Regions from separate parts of the Homo sapiens genome. Here region 1 is linked to region 2. A link is a loop called in an ENCODE intact Hi-C map of the cell type or tissue named here. Cell type or tissue: heart left ventricle. All regions are shown on one strand. Each heading gives the region's core, and the rest is flanking DNA. Links, peaks and the distances in the headings are about the cores only. Region 1 overlaps C20orf204 (chromosome 20 open reading frame 204). Region 2 has its middle 13 kb from the start of NPBWR2.

Region 1 (5,358 bases), core at 308-5,307, 80 kb after region 2:
CCCCAGGGCTGCCCACCTCCCCAGCGCACGCGGCTCTGCCCTGCGCCCAGAGGCCTGACCTCCTCATTTCCCCCAAAACAAGGACTCACTTCCCCCAGCAGGTGCGACCTCCCGCTGGCTCTTCCGGATTTTAATGGGGAGGGGAAGAGCGGGGAGGGAGCGATGGTTGTTTCTGTGTTTACGGAGCTGCGTCTTTTCCTGGGGAGGGGGCAGGATGGGGGCTGTCGCTGGGCCCCCCCTAGGGTCCTGAAGGCACTGGCAGAGACAATGGGCCCCAGCACCTGACATCCCCCCACCAGTGAGTATGTGTTTCCTGGAGTTGGGGGGACTTGGTTCCGAGTCAGCCACAGCTGGAGCAGGGGGGCCTCCCTGCACACCTGCAGGGCTCAGAGCCCACGCAAGGCCGGGCACCTCCCAGGTCTGGGCGCAGCTGTTTCCTCTGAGGACCACTCACACTGCCCCCCAGCCATCTCCAGCCGCGGTGTGACGGTCTGTCCCGTCCGCTCACAGGGCCTGGGTATGGCAGGCACTCAGAAAACATCCATCTTCCCCACCACCTCCCTCTGGTCAGCTTCGGCAAAACTCCCAGGCTGGGGTGGGGGCCGGTGGCGGTGGTGGGGGAAGGTGCTTTGGGAGACCCTGAGAGGCTGCGCGCCCCACCGCTGAAGGGGTGGAGGTGGGCTGGGGAGAGAGAGGAGCTTGGGGGCAGGGGTGGGGAACACACAGGAGGCAAAGTCGGGATTAACTTTTGGTTTTGCAAATCCAGACACTAGTCAGCCAGTTGCCCGAGTTCCAGATGTTCTTTCAAAGACTCCCAGTCTGGGGAGGCCTCGGGACCCAGGTCCCCTTCAAAGCCTGCCCGGCCCCCTCCTCCCAGTGCGGCACATGGAGGGGCCTGGCTCCTGGGCTGTGGGAAGTTGCACAACCCCAGCCAGCGCCCTGCAGGCTCCATCTGTTACCCTGGCACAGCCCCCACCTCCCTGGAGCAGCCAAGCCCTGAAAAGGCATGAGGGTGGGACGGGACAGTACTGTGTGCAGCCCCAACCCAGAAACAGTATTTTACGAAGAACCAGGCTCAGGCCACCTGCCCTGGGCCTCTGCAGGGAAGGCACCACCAGTCGGTCTAGAGACATACAGGGCCAGTCCATGGGATCTGCCCTCAGTGGTTCCGTGGCCAATGGCTCTGTCCCTATCAGCCGTGGGCCCAGTGAGTCTCTTTCCATCTCTGGGTTGGTTCTGGTCAGTTCCAGCTAACAAACATTTGTTGAGCAGCTCGTGTGCTGGCCTGGGCCAGGTGCTGGTGTATCATGCTGAGGGAGACATGCCTCTATCCTCATGGAGCTACAGAAGAGCTACGGTCCCAGTGCTGAGCCCAAAGAGGACCTGAGCCTCTCAGGTCTGAGCAGGCACCTGCGGCTTCTCTCCTAGTCTCTGTGGCTCTCGGTAGCTCTGGGCCGCTTCGTGTAGCTCCACACATGCCCCTAGACCTAGTCTGGTTGGGCTGTCCCCACCCTGGACAAGTGAACTTTGTCCCAGAAGCCCAAAGCCCACCTTGCTCCCATTCTGCATGAGGGAGAGGAGCCATGGGCCAGGATGCAGGACTTCTCACCCACCCACGTGGTCGTGGTCCAGGACTAGGCACCGACATGTGTCCCCAAAATCCTGAGGCCTCTGTTCCTCCTCCTGCCCCCAAGAGGCTGTGGTTTGTTTGAACCTTTCTCAGTCAGGGTAGAGGGAGCTGTTTCTGTTGCCCACCCACATCCCCAGCCTCTGACTGCTCTCAACAGCAGAACGGGAGCATTGCGGGTGGGCAGGAGCCAAGGGGCCGCCCAGGAGGTCATGCATGGACAGGAGAGGAGTGCCCTCCCCATGGCCCAGGGGTTGGGGCAGGTCCAAGTGCAAAAGTCAGCTGCCCCTGGGGCAATGTGACAGTGGGAGCCTTCATGGAGGGCCTGTCCCCATCCTGTCCCTGAGCCCAGCCCAGAACCCTGGACTCTCTCCAGGCCCCAACTCAGCTGCCTCCCAGCCATGCTCGGCTGTCCATACCTTATGCTCCATACACCAGCACGCCCAGCTGAGCCCAGCCACGTCCACAGTTCCCCAGCTCCCTCAGGGCCCTCAAACCGACCCACTCCCCCTTTAGTGCTTCCCATGTTCAGGCTCCCCACAGACCCACCCAGGTACTCCAGCCAGGACCCTGGGCAGCCTGGACCTCTCTCCACCCCTTTGTCCTCACCAACCCTCCACACAAGTCACGGGAACCTTTCTAGATTCCAACTCTAACATCCCTCTTTCACCAAAGACCTTCCGCTGCCTCGGGATAAGTCCAAGCACCCCCCTCAAGTGCTTTGGCTCCAGCTGGGGCTCCTGCACCCTGCATCTCCCCCTCATCCCTCCCACACTTGCCCCCACTGGCCCCCACGGAGCAGGCAATGCAGAACTAGGGCTGGGAATGCTTGCTAGGTGTTTGTGCTCAGAGCATGGCCAGGGACTCTGTCAGAAGTGCTAACTCTGCAGGGGAATCCAAGGCTCTGAAGTCCAGGAAGCTTGGCCCCCAGCCTCCAGGCAGGGGACATGTGGCAGATCCCATGCCCTGGGCCTGGGTCTGAGGCCAGCTCTTACATTGCTGGCTGTGATTTGGGGCAAGTCTCAGCCTCCTCGTGCTTCAGTTTCCCCATCTATAAAACAGAGACAGTAGCTCCCGTTGCACAGACTAAATACATTAACACAGAGTGTGGGGCTGGGTCAGGGTCAGCTTGGGAGGTTACTTCTTTCTTCTGCTGCTGCCCCTGATCCCACAGAATGCCAGAGGCACAGCCTGCTCGCGGCCTTTCCGGGAAGGGGAGGGTAACAGGTGTCAGGTACTTTACCTCCCCTGCTCCTCCATGGGCCGAGATTGGGGGAGGGGGGTGACAGACTCCCAGACCTGCGCATCAGATGGGGGAACCAGGGGACAGTCCCCCAGCAAATGGAGGGTTCCAGGGGCCAGAAAGCGGGCCCCAGCCTGGCCAGTCCTGCAGAGGGGGCTGGGCAGTCTCTGAGCCCAGGCCGTGGTCACCCCTCCGGAGGCAGCAGGAAATAGCCTGGCCAAGCTCACAGCCAAGGCCCGCAGCTCCCGCTTCCCTTCGGGCCCGTTTCCTTTATCCGGTTGTTTTGCTCCGAATTCACCAAGTCCAGCCTTCCCCTCCCCTCAATTTCCACCCCCGGCCCCGGTCCAAAGTGGAGCAGGACGGATACGTGACGTTTTAGGGGCCCCAGGAGTCCCCCGCTCTGCCCTCCGCCCAGCCGGGAGCCGCTGACAGAGCCGGAGCGCGCCCAGCGTCCCGCGTCCGCCCTCTGCTGCCCGAGGCTGGGAGCGGCGGCTCCGCCCCGTCCAGGTGCCACAGGAAGTGCGGGTCTCCGCATTCCCCCTCCACCGCCCCCCGCCACCGAGGCGCAGATCCCGGGGCGGTCCTAGGCCCACAGAGAGGCAGGCGAAGGGAGTGCCGGACCCGCAGCGCCAGCTCCGTTTATTGAGGCCTTCGGCGCGTGGAGGGCGGGCCTCCTCCGTGACCCAGCGGCGGCCAGGCGCGCTCCCTTCTCCAAGTCCTGGGCCCTCCGGGGAGCGCGGGCTGCGTCGAGCGAGGGGCCGAGGTCACCAACAAGTCTACAGAACGAGGCGCGTCTCCAGGCTCTGCCGCGGCCCCGCTGGTTCTCCTCCCCGCGCAGGGCCAGGACGGGCCGCGCTAGGAGTCCCTGGAGGCCGGGGCGCGCAGCGCGAAGAGCTTCTCCCAGCAGGTGGCGACGGCGTCCAGGGCGCGCAGCAGGAGCTGCCTTCGGCCGCCGCGACGCCGGGCAGGGCGCATCTTGGGCCGCCGGCTCCGCTGTCGGGGACAGGGCGGTCAGCGAATGCGCACGGCCCCCGCGCCCGGCCCGGCCCGGGAAGGGAGACGCGACCCAGCCCGACTTCAGCCTAGGGCCGTGGAGCCCCGGGACGCGCGGCGGCCCTGTGGGGGTTAAGGGAGGTCTGGCTCTGGGTGCACTCAGGGACGCACACCTGGCGCAGCGTCCTGCAGTGGCGCCGCATCACCGCCTCGGTGCGCACAGCCACGGTCCAAGCAGCTCTCTCCAGGGCCCCGCGGCGGCCCCCGGCCACCGCCCCGCGCAGGGTCCGACCCAGGGACGAGATGGACAGGAGGATACTGTGCTCCTGGGGAGGGAAGGGAGGAAGGCGGGGTGGGGGTGGGGGGAAACTGAGAGAGGAGCAGGCCGGCGAGCTTGGGTAGGGGCGCCTCCTCCATACCTTCTGGGCGCCACAGGAGGCCCGAGGCCGTCCCCGCCGTCCCGAGCTCCCGGGTCTAGTCAGGTTTTTCTGTATGAAATGAAAGTGTCTGGAGCCTGGCCTGGTCTTTTCGGCCCCCGCCCCGCCCCACTTCACGGCGGCCTGCAGATCCTCGAAGATGATGGCGCGATAGTGGCGGAGCACGTCGGGGACGCTGCAGGCCGGGGAATAGGCGCGGCTTGGCGCGGTCCCCAGCAGCGCCAGCAGGAGCGCCCAGAGTGCAGGCTTAGGGGGTACCTGGAGGAGACAGCAGGTTGGGGTTAGGCCTGGGGGGTGTTCCCAGCACAGGGAGCAGCCAGCCCACCTGCACTTTGTTTCCGTAGAAGCCCCACCCCCTGCCCCACCCCACGGGATCTCTGAGCGAATGAAATGGACGTGTCACCAATCAAGAAAGGCTGTAGGCACAGGCCTGGCGGGATAAATCAGGAGACACAAGAGATAGGTCTGCAAACCAGACAGTTCTATGCTCCCTGCAAAGATGTGAAAGGGGTGAGTGATGTCGGCTGGGAGGCGATGTCACTGAGTCCTGAAGAACCCATCAGGAGATAGAGGGGGCAGGCCCAGAGTCAGGAGAGCCTGGCTCTGTGGTCCACGTGGGAGTGGGGCCAGCAAGGGGTGGAGCACCCTCAGGACCGCACAGAGCAGGGCCCCCCACCAGCCCCGTACAGCTCTAGTGGGGCTGGTCTGCAGGCTCTTGGGGGTACAGTAGGAAGTTGTCCCAGTACAGCCTGTCTCACTCATGGCCATGCCCATTCAACTCCACACCTCCCATACTGGCGCCCTCTGGGTTAGCTCACAGAGACGTGGGAACTGGGGACTCCTTGTACCCCCAACCCAACTGGGGCAGGGGCTCAGAGCTCCAAGCCACACCCTATTGGAAGGGGAAAGCTAGGGGGACACCCAGAAGCTATAGAGGAGGAAGGAGCCACCACATCCAGCCCCAACCAACAGTCGCAAAAGGCCCCTCTGCCTGTACCAGCCGCCCCACGCCATCCCTCCGGGCAGCCTGTGCCACAGGCCTCCCCCGACCCAAAATG
Region 2 (5,358 bases), core at 262-5,261:
TCAAATATGTGATTTGCAAAAATTGTCTTACAGCCTTGGGCTTGTCTTTTCATTTTCTTAGCAGTGTCTTTGGAATAGCAGAAGTTCTTAGTTTTGATGAAACATCTTATTTATTTGATGGATTATGTTTTGATATCCTATCTAATAATGTTTTGCCTGATCTAAGTTTGCAAAGGTTTTCTTCTATGTCCTCTTATAGAAGTTTTATAATTTTAGCTTTTACATTTAGGTTTATGATCCATATTGACAATATTTTAATATAGTACAAGGTATGGATCAAAGTTCATTTTTTTGCATATGGATATCCAACTGTTTAGCATCATTTACTGAGAACAAAACTTGCCTTTATTGAATTGCCTTTGCAGCTTTGTTGAAAATCACTTGCTCATATTTGTGGGTCTATTTCTGGTATCTCTAATTTGTTCTATTGATCTGTCTATCTTGATGCAAATACCACACTGTCTTTTTTTAAAATATTATTTCTTTTATCATGATACTTCTCTTTCTTCTTTCTTTTTTTTTTTTTTTTTGACAGTGTCTCACTCCGTCACCCAGGCTGGAGTGCAGTAGTGAGATCTCAGCTCACTGCAACCTCCGCCTCCCAGGATCAAGTGATTCTCGTGCCTCAGCCTCCTGAGTAGCTGGAATTACAGGTGTGTGCCACCACGCCTGGCTACATTTTTTGTATTTTTAGTAGAGACGGGGTTTCACCATGTTGGCCAGGCTGATCTCAAACTCCTGACCTCAAGTGATCCACCCACCTCAGCCTCCCCAGGAGCTGAGAACTCTGGCAGGGAGACTCTGTGGTGTAGGAACCCCAGGTCTCCAGCCATGTCTGAAAAACAGTGTTAACCCACGGCTTCACCCCAGCTTTGAAACACCTGGGTGTTCTTCAGAAATACCTGCTATAGTTTGGACGTTTGTCCCCGAACCTCATGTTGAAATTTAATCCCCGATGTTGGAGGCGGGGCCTGGTGGGAGGTGTTCGGGTCATAGGGAAGGATCCAGAATGAATGGTTTAGTGCCCTCCTCATGGTGATGAGTGAGTTCTTGCTCTATTAGTTCCCACACGAGCTGGTTGTTTTAAAAAAATCCTGGCATCGCCCCTCTCTCTCGCCTCTTCTCTTACCATGAGACACCTCCCGCCATGAGTGCACGCTCCCTGAGGCCTCCCCAGAAGCAGGTGCCGGCACCGTGCTTCCCGTACACCCTGCAGAACCGTGAGCCAAACAAACCTCTTTTCTTTATAATGGCCCAGCCTCTATCCTTCTCCTCACCTAGGAAAAAGAAAAAGAAATTACCCAGCCTCAGATATTCCTTCATAGCAACACAAAACTAGGACAACACTGGTGCCCAGGCCCCAGCCCAGACCAAGCACATCAGAGCCTGGGCATGGGGGTGGAACCAGCTCCAGTGAGCTCCTGAAGTCCCCAGGGGATTCTGTGCACATCCAGGGTGGAGAACTTGGCCGTAGACAGTCCAGACAAAAATATTCTTTATACGATTAGCACAGAGTTGTTGTTTAAACTCAGTGGTAAGAACAGAACACAAGAGTTTTAACAGGAGTCATAGTTTTCACCATTAAGAATCTTTACCTACTATTGGAATCCAGGTACACACATTTACCCTGGGGTTTAATTTGCTGTGTAAAATTGACTTGGTTCTTTTACAAATTGCTGGCAAGTTGAGGTTGGGGCCACCACAAAACAAGTCTCTAGCAAGACAAAGAGCATAGTTGTGTGTTTGGGTCTCTCCACACCAGAATGGAGCTCCTTGTGGGCAGAGGCTGGCTTGCCCCTTGTCTTAGTCTGTTTCCTGCTGCTTATAACAGAAACTGGGTAATTTAAAAGAAACAAAATGTATTTCTTACAGTTCTGCGGGCTGGGAAGTCCAAGGTCAATGGGCCACATCTGGTGAGGTTTTCTTGCTGGTGGGAACCCCAGAGTCCCAAGGCAGTGCAGGGCGTCGCATGGTGAGGGGCTGAGCGTGCTGGCTCAGGTCTCTCTCTTCTTATAAAGCTACTAGCCCCACTCCTATGATAACCCATTAATCTATAAATAAATTAATCTATTCATGAGGGCAGAGCTCTTGTGACCCAATCACCTCTTAAAGGCCCCACCTCTCAATACTGCCACATTGGGGATTAAATTCCAACTTGAGTTTTGGAGGTGACAAATATTCAAACCACAGCATCCTTAAATCATCAGAGACTGGCCTGCCTGCCCCCATGTCCACTCGAAAATGAATGCCGCGCAAGCCCCCACCCCCACCCTACTGAATGGTCCCTTTTCCTCTGCAGCAGTTCTCGGAACTGGCCACTGGGGGTCAGGGTTGGTCCGCGTCGCACAGAACCTGGCTCAGCCAGGAGCCACAGGAAGGACCCTGTTCCTCTACCCCAGCCAAGGGAAAACGGCGGCCCCTCTGTGGTTCAGCAGAGCTAGTCCAGGAACAGTGGGGCTTCAAAGTGCTTCCCCTCCATGGCAGAGCCAGCGCTGGCCTGCTGGTCTCCCAATTCTTTGCCCAGGCTAAGAAGGGCGCACACACACACACACACACACACACACACACACACACTCTCTCTCTCTCTCTCTCTCTCTCTCTCTCTACCTCCGGGAAGTTCTCCCTGCCTGTGGCTTGCAGCTTGCTGCCGCTCACCAGCCTCCCGTCCTACTCACAGCTGACTTGAGGTCAGTGCTCCCTCCAAGCATCCACCTGAGCTGCCCAGGCCCAAGGCCGAAACCCCAGACCAGGTCCAGAGCAGCACGGGCAGGTGGGACCTCAGATGGGGCTGGCCCAACACGTGCAAGCCTCCAGCCTGAGGCAGGAAAATTACGATCCCCATTTGACAAGTGAGGAGACAGAGGCTCAGAGAGGTTGGGTAACTCACCCTGGGCCACACAGCAAGGAAAAAGCCAGTCCCAGACCTGTACTCCTGACCTCCACCTGGTCTGCTCCCCTCAGGAGACTATCTAGGCCACAGTGGCACCCTTGACTGGCCTGAGTTGGGAGCACAGGTCCACAGGGCTCTTTACCCGGTTCCACGGCAACAGTCCCCAGGCCACATACCTATGAGCACAGTTTGGACAGTGGAGCAGTCTCTGGCCCGACCACAGGCAGCACCCCAGGAACTCCACGTGCCTTCGGGGTGCACTCAAGTGGGTGGGGAAGAGGGGCCTAGAGCTCCACCTCAGCCTCCTTTGTCCTGAGTGAGCAGGGCCCCACTCACCTCCCCGAGCAGCCAGAGATGTGACGGAGCCTCTGTGGGCAGAAAACATCTCCCAGGTGATAAGCAGCAGGTATGAGGTCTCCCTGGTGAGAGTGTGAGCTCCCCACATTCAACACTGCCGGAGCCCTGAGAGGAAGCCACAGGCTCTGGGAAGCTCCGTGCGGAAGCTGAGTGCCCTGTTGCTCCACGGTTAGCAAGCACGCTCCAGGGAAACTCCATCAGAGCCTCCTGTTCCCATCTGCTAGATGGGATGACAGTAGTACTGCCCCTGGCCATTGTGGAGACAAAATGAAACACGGATGTATCTTTAGCTGTCAGCACCCGGCACATAGGAGGCATTCAGAACCAGAGACAGACCAGGAGGAGGCTCAGATCCCAGGAGTCGGCAAAGGTGGAGATGGAAGGAAGTGAGGTGGGATGGGGCCCAGCCATGCTGGAGGAACTGGGGCTGTCTTCTGGCTGAGCCCAGGCCTGCCCCCCTCCCGACATCAGGGTGCCCTCATGCCCCACACAGCTTTGCCCAGGCCCTCCCCACCACATCAGGGTGCCCTCATGCCCCGCACAGCTTTGCCCAGACACCCCCCCCCACATCAGGGTGCCCTCATGCCCCGCACAGCTTTGCCCAGACACCCCCCCAACATCAGGGTGCCCTCATGCTCCGCACAGCTTTGCCCAGACACCCCCCCCAACATCAGGGTGCCCTCATGCCCCGCACAGCTTTGCCCAGGCCCCCCCGCCACATCAGGGTGCCCTCATGCCCTGCACAGCTTTGCCCAGACACCCCCCACCATATCAGGGTGCCCTCATGACCCGCGCAGCTTTGCCCAGACACCCCCCCCCAACATCAGGGTGCCCTCATGCCCCGCGCAGCTTTGCCCAGACACCCCCCCCAACATCAGGGTGCCCTCATGCCCCGCACAGCTTCGCCCACGCCCCCCCCCGCCACATCAGGGTGCCCTCATGCCCCGCGCAGCTTTGCCCAGACACCCCCCCCAACATCAGGGTACCCTCATGCCCCGCACAGCTTTGCCCAGACACCCCCCCCACATCAGGGTGCCCTCATGCCCCGCACAGCTTTGCCCAGACCCCCCCACATCAGGGTGCCCTCATGCCCCGCACAGCTTTGCCCAGACACCCCCCCCACATCAGGGTGCCCTCATGCCCCGCACAGCTTTGCCCAGACCCCCCAACATCAGGGTGCCCTCATGCCCCGCACAGCTTTGCCCAGACACCCCCCCCAACATCAGGGTACCCTCATGCCCCGCACAGCTTTGCCCAGACACCCCCCCCCACATCAGGGTGCCCTCATGCCCCGCACAGCTTTGCCCAGACACCCCCCCAACATCAGGGTGACCTCATGCCCCGCACAGCTTTGCCCAGACACCCCCCCCAACATCAGGGTGCCCTCATGCCCCGCACAGCTTTGCCCCGACACCCCCCCCACATCAGGGTGTCCTCATGCCCCGCGCAGCTTTGCCCAGACACCCCCCCAACATCAGGGTGACCTCATGCCCCGCACAGCTTTGCCCAGACACCCCCCCCAACATCAGGGTGCCCTCATGCCCTGCGCAGCTTTGCCCAGACACCCCCTGCCACATCAGCGTGCCCTCATGCCCCGCGCAGCTTTGCCCAGACACCCCCCCCCAACATCAGGGTGACCTCGTGCCCCGCACAGCTTTGCCCAGACACCCCCCCCAACATCAGGGTGCCCTCATGCCCCGCACAGCTTCGCCCAGGCCCCCCCCCGCCACATCAGGGTGCCCTCATGCCCCGCACAGCTTTGCCCAGACACCCCCCCCACATCAGGGTGCCCTCATGCCCCGCACAGCTTTGCCCAGACACCCCCCCATCACGGTGCCCTCATGCCCCGCACAGCTTTGCCCAGAGACCCCCCCACATCAGGGTGCCCTCATGCCCCGCACAGCTTTGCCCAGACAACCCCCCCCACATCAGGGTGCCCTCATGCCCCGCACAGCTTTGCCCAGACACCCCCCCAACATCAGGGTGCCCTCATGCCCCGCACAGCTTTGCCCAGAGACCCCCCCCAACATCAGGGTGCCCTCATGCCCCGCACAGCTTTGCCCAGGCACCCCCCCACATCAGGGTGCCCTCATGCCCTGCACAGCTTTGCC

The links. Hi-C counts contacts between places; a loop is a spot of excess contacts. Peaks named below come from ENCODE experiments on the same cell type or tissue, not always from the same donor. Only the 100,000 strongest peaks of a DNase experiment are listed, where the experiment ranks them.
Region 1: a loop joins it to region 2, with 2.1 times the contacts of the local background. A loop is called at or near these places in 62 of 110 quality-filtered maps.

Annotation. Positions count from the first base shown.
Region 1 is chr20:64,037,127-64,042,484 of GRCh38, reverse strand. It overlaps C20orf204 (chromosome 20 open reading frame 204), which reads right to left. Exons shown (of 4, transcript NM_001387010.1): 2 at 4,283-4,558; 3 at 4,037-4,189; 4 at 3,484-3,863. The coding sequence ends at 3,726. Among named protein-coding and RNA genes, the nearest start is that of C20orf204, 3.6 kb to the right of the region's middle. RefSeq lists silencers at 3,231-3,510, 3,701-4,020, 4,121-4,190 and an enhancer at 4,836-5,358. In heart left ventricle, for the core only: a CTCF peak has its summit at 3,365 (motif pointing left); DNase peaks (open chromatin) are centred at 3,304 and 3,774; H3K4me3 peaks cover 2,563 bases; H3K27ac peaks cover 3,845 bases; H3K27me3 peaks cover 4,618 bases.
Region 2 is chr20:64,117,576-64,122,933 of GRCh38, reverse strand. No RefSeq gene overlaps it. Among named protein-coding and RNA genes, the nearest start is that of NPBWR2, 13 kb to the right of the region's middle. RefSeq lists enhancers at 2,224-2,518, 2,187-2,686. In heart left ventricle, for the core only: CTCF peaks have their summits at 2,114 and 2,314 (motif pointing right); a DNase peak (open chromatin) is centred at 2,343; H3K4me3 peaks cover 247 bases; H3K27me3 peaks cover 1,965 bases.